2 separate regions of the Homo sapiens genome follow, and region 1 is linked to region 2. The links are chromatin loops, found by intact Hi-C in ENCODE. Cell type or tissue: heart right ventricle. All regions are shown on one strand.

Region 1 (2,500 bases), 180 kb before region 2:
TAAGAAAATTTTGTTGTATTAAATATTAGTCCAAGTGAGCTCTGGAAATACAGTCTTCTGCTTTCTTGTTTCATAAATAACACTGGTATGCAGACCCCTCCCCATGACTCAAATATTAATATATGCAATTCTGTTACAGTAAAGTTTTCACCATGGTCAACCTATTCCAGCATTAGGTACTTTTTGTTGTTGTTGTTTTGTTTTTTTTTTTTTTTTTTGAGATGGAGTCTCACTCTGTCACCCAGGCTGGAGTGCAAGGGTACAATCTCAGCTCACTGCAGGCTCCACCTACCGGGTTCAAGTGATCCTCCTGCCTCAGCCTCCCAAGTAGCTGGCGCTCACCACTACTGGTGCCCACCACAATGCCCGGCTAATTTTTGTACTTTTAGTAGAAACAGGGTTTCTGTTGGCCAGGTTGGTCTCGAACTCCTGACCTCATGTGATGCGCCTGCCTTGGCCTCCCAAAGTGCTGGGATTACAGGCGTGAGCCACCGTACCCAGCCTAGCATTAGGTACTTTGTTTTGTTTTGTTTTGTTTTTGTTTTTTTTGAGATGGAGTTTTGCTCTTGTTGCCCAGGCTGGAGTGCCATGGCAACACAGCCTCCACTTCCTGTGTTCAAGCAATTCTCCTGCCTCAGCCTCCTGAGTAGCTGGGATTACAGGCGTCTGCCACCACGCTTAGCTGATTTTTTGTATTTTTAGTGGAGATGGGGTTTCGCCATGCTTGCCAGGCTGGTCTCGAACTCCTGACCTCAGGTGATCTGCCTGCCTTGGCCTTCCAAAGTGCTGGGATTACAGGCGTGAGCCGCTGCGCCCAGCGCACTAAATACTATTAAAAGGAATTAAGCAAAATGCTACGTACCAATGATTATGATTCATGATCACCTAAACACAGAATGCAGACTTAACTTTTCATTCTTAGTGTGCTAATTAAGTAGTAGTATGGTGCAGTAAGGAATTTTGTTAATTTTGTTATAAACTCCCTCTCCTGAAATCCGTAAGGAAATGTGATAATAAGAAAGTGATAATAGTGTCATATTTTAAAAGTAGAATCCACTGTTAAGCACCAAGATTACCTTTTCTTCCCCCTGTGGCACAGTTTATTTAAATGAAGTATTAGCAATAATCATGTCACTATTTTGTCCTGAATAATTAAGAGTTTGCTTTTTTCCCATGTCTTTGCAATAGGATAATATAAAGAATAGTATTAAAAGTCAGAGGCTTTACTAATCTACCTATATGTATTCCATGGCTAACAAACCCTGGCCCCTTTACATATGAGCTCTGGAGGTTCGCCTGGCTGCCTCAGGCTTGCAGAAGGCTGCCCCAATCACAGAGCCTGGGTAAGGTGGAACAGGAGGCAGCCCCACTCGGCTTTTCTGATTGCATCCCACCTGTTTCTGAGTGTGTTGGTTTGGTTTAATTCTTTTCAAGGGTTGGAGTTGGAAAGTGAAAACCCTAGACACTTGCTGTGGAATGTTTGCCTGGTTGTATTGGTGTGTCCCTCTTCTTCACTGGCATGTCGCTTTCAAGTGTACCAAAGGACATTTTGTTCTGTTGAAAGCCACAGGACCAAAAGGAAAATATTGCAACTATTTGCAAACATACTTCCCTACCTGTACAAGCAGCCATATACTAAAAAGCACTAAACAAGCACAAATGAACACTAAATAGCCTTATACCAAAAAGCATTCTTGTAACTGTCAGGGCATGGTATGAATTCCTTCCTCTTTAAGCAGCAACTTACCACAGGCTTGGTGGCTTTAAGTAATATAGCATTAAGCAAATGGTCAGTTATTTTTTAATGTTGAAAACTTCCAAGTGTGAATAATACGGACATAGTTTACTACCTTTTGCTTTTAATATACCTGGTTATCTATTTCCATTTGAAATAAAATGAAAGGAGACCTCAAACTGATGCTGAGAAGTAGACAAAATCAGCTCTCAGACTTAACTCTCCCCAATTAAAATAGTTTTTTTTTCCCTTCCCATTTTTTTGTTTTTAAGAGATAGGGTCTTGCTGTGTTGCCCAGGCTAGAGTGCAGCAGTGACATGATCATAGCTCACTGCAGCCTGGAACTCCTGGGCTCAGGATCCTTCTGCTTCGGCCTCCTGAGTAGCTAAGACCACAGGTGTGTGCCACCACACCTGGCTAATTTTTTTAAAATTTTTTGTAGAGATGGGGACTTGCTATGTTGCCCAGACTGGTCTCGAACTCCTGGCCTCAAGCCACCAACCTCTCAAATTGCTAGAATTACAAGCATGAGCCACCACACCTGGCCTGTTATTCCTTCTTTATCTAATGTGTGCTAAGCTTGTGAAAAATATATGTTGAGGTAAATAGGGCAAAACATTAGTTGATAAATTATGCTAATTAATGGGAAAAATAGACATGTTCCTCTCTGAACATTTAGAAGGACTCTGCCCTACAACTATCTTCTGTTTTTAGAATTTGTAGTCACTGTTCTTAGTGCCACTGGAAATATATTCATTCTTTGAG
Region 2 (2,500 bases):
TATGCCAAGCAATATTGTTTGGCTGTGTCCCCACCCAAATCTCTCCTTGAATTATAATAATCCCCACGTGTCAAGGATGGGGCCAGGTGGAGATAATTGAATCACGGGGGCAGTTTCCCCCATACTGTTCTCGTGATAGTGAATAAGTCTCATGAGATGTGATGGTTTTATAAATGGGAGTTTCCCTGCACAAGCTCTCTTGCCTGCTGCCATGTAAGATGTGCCTTTGCTTCTCTTTGCCTTCTGCCATGATTGTGAGGCCTCCCCAGCCATGTGGAACTGTGACTCCATTAAACCTTTTTCCTTTATAAATTACCCAGTCTCGGGTATGTCTTTATCAGCAATGTGAGAACGGACTAATATACCAAGTTTGCCAGCCCCTGCATTCTAGGTTCGGTACTGGGAGACACTTGCCTTGGCTATCAGGGCCCTGCATGACAGATCAGTACCCTGTCCTTCACTGGCCTCCAGGCAGGCAGCCATTATCCAAGTTGTCACCTTCCTTGAGGTAGTGCCTGCCCGTGGGAGTGCCCTGCACTGTTCCAGAGTCTCCTCTCCTGCCCTCCCACCAGCCTTGGGGCTCTGCTCCCTTTGTCCTCCTCTTCACCCCACAGAGCCCTGTCGTTCCAGTGGGTTGTGTACTGTCTCACACAGGAACTCCGACTGTTGAAAACAAAGATATCTAATGCTCCTTGGAGATAAAAGAAGTTCAGACATCCAGGACACGGAACCTGGCTCCTCATTTGGGATAAGAAGGGAAAAAAGCTACCTCTTTTTCTTTGTCGTAGAGCTTACAACTTGAGAAAAGTAGGAACGGTTAATTCTCAAGCTGGTAATTCCACCACCTCAAATGTTCTGTATATGGCCTTGCCCCACCCGCACATGAGGAGTGACATCACATGGTGATGGGAAGCATCAGCACCGGGCCCTGTACTATCCCCCACCCCGAAGAGGGAGATGGGGAAGGATCTTGCCATACACAGTCAGCCAGGAGCCCTGGCCAGGTCCACCAATGGGAGTAGCCAATAGAAAATAGTGTGGGCCTGAAACTGTCTTGGGGGATTCCAAGGTAACCACTCTGCATAAAAATGAGGCTCACAGACCATGTCAGAAAAGAACCTTGCAATGAATATAAGACTCTTCTTTCCTGATATGAGTTCAGAATATACTGTCTCCCAAGGCTTGACATCTGTCCTTTGGAGACATGTGTGAGCTTGCTCTAAATGGTTAAGTAAAGAATCAGGAGTGCCTTCCAAGTCCACGGCAGGATTGGGAACAAGGAGACCCTGCCTGGGGAACTTGATCACCACAGGGTCTGGACCACCTCTCTCAACATCACTGACCATGAAGCCCCAGGGGCCACTGCGGATAAAATGACTCCAACCTGGGCAAAAGCCACTGGGGTACAGGGGGTGTGTGTGTGTGTGTGTGTGTGTGTGTGTGTGTGTTTCTAGAGTGTGAGCCCCCTTCCTTTGGGTAAGGGTAACCAAAATGGGCAGGGAGCGGGATTCGAGTAGAGATCTTTAGAGGAGGAACATGAGAAGGGGGCACCAAATGAGAACCAGGGGAGCCCAGTTAGGACTTGTGGGCGCACTGGCAGGATGGTGGCCACTACAGCCAGTTTACAGGAGACCCAGCAGCTTGTGCAATGTCAGGGTGCTCTCAGGGCAAGCTGCAGCATCTCTGCCCAGAGCAAAGACAGGAGGGTATCCATCCACCGGACCACCGCTAGAACTGATTTGCGGAATGGTCGCGGGATACACAGCCTCCCAGCTTCACTCTGCAGCCTCCTGGGATTCTGAGTCACCTAATACACTTTAATAAATTCCTTTTTTGCCTCACAGGGCCAGACTTGGTCTCTGTTATTTGCCATCAAGAACCTCAATTGACACGTTAATTCCGTTTATCCCAAATTTATATAGATAAGTGTCACATGGAAACAATTCCCTTGTGCCTGGAAACAGTAAATTAAATGGATGGAATGGAACCAACCAGGCTGCTGTATAGCAAAAGAGAATAAAAATGTGTCTTTGTTTCCTCCCTCCATAATGCATATTAAATAACACATCTTACATTACATCTAAGCCTCAGAAACTTAAAAACCACTAGTAAGCACACGAGGGCTTGTGAGTTAATTATAACAGCCTTTGCTAAGTTCGGCTTGTGGTTTTCCTCTTATAATGAAATGTCAAGAATGGGGGAGGTAAGCTCAGTCGTGTGTTGCCGCTGATGTTTTTAACCAAAGGATCTGAGGCTGTTTGATATTTTTGGCTTCATAATTCCCATTTCCAGTCCTGATTTGGAAATAAAGATTGAAGTCCAAAGAAAAAGAAAGAGTGTTTCCAAGATACAGAATAGTCTGGCGTTCCGAGGTAAAACCTTAAATGCCTGAGGTCCATCTTCCCATTCTTTTGAGATTGCTTTTTTCATGTAGCAAGCTGTACTTTCCTGTTGCTCTTTTTGCCCCTTCCTGCCTTAGGACTGTAGGCTGGTGTCTACC

The links. Peaks named below come from ENCODE experiments on the same cell type or tissue, not always from the same donor. Only the 100,000 strongest peaks of a DNase experiment are listed, where the experiment ranks them.
Region 1: a loop joins it to region 2, with 1.9 times the contacts of the local background. A loop is called at or near these places in 11 of 110 quality-filtered maps.

The regions. Positions count from the first base shown.
Region 1 is chr10:113,913,648-113,916,147 of GRCh38, forward strand. It overlaps NHLRC2 (NHL repeat containing 2), which reads left to right. Exons shown (of 11, transcript NM_198514.4): 11 at 1-2,500. Among named protein-coding and RNA genes, the nearest start is that of NHLRC2, 60 kb to the left of the region's middle. In heart right ventricle, no CTCF peak of the experiment used is centred here; no DNase peak of the experiment used is centred here; H3K27ac peaks cover 748 bases.
Region 2 is chr10:114,093,963-114,096,462 of GRCh38, forward strand. No RefSeq gene overlaps it. Among named protein-coding and RNA genes, the nearest start is that of ADRB1, 51 kb to the left of the region's middle. In heart right ventricle, no CTCF peak of the experiment used is centred here; no DNase peak of the experiment used is centred here; H3K27me3 peaks cover 126 bases.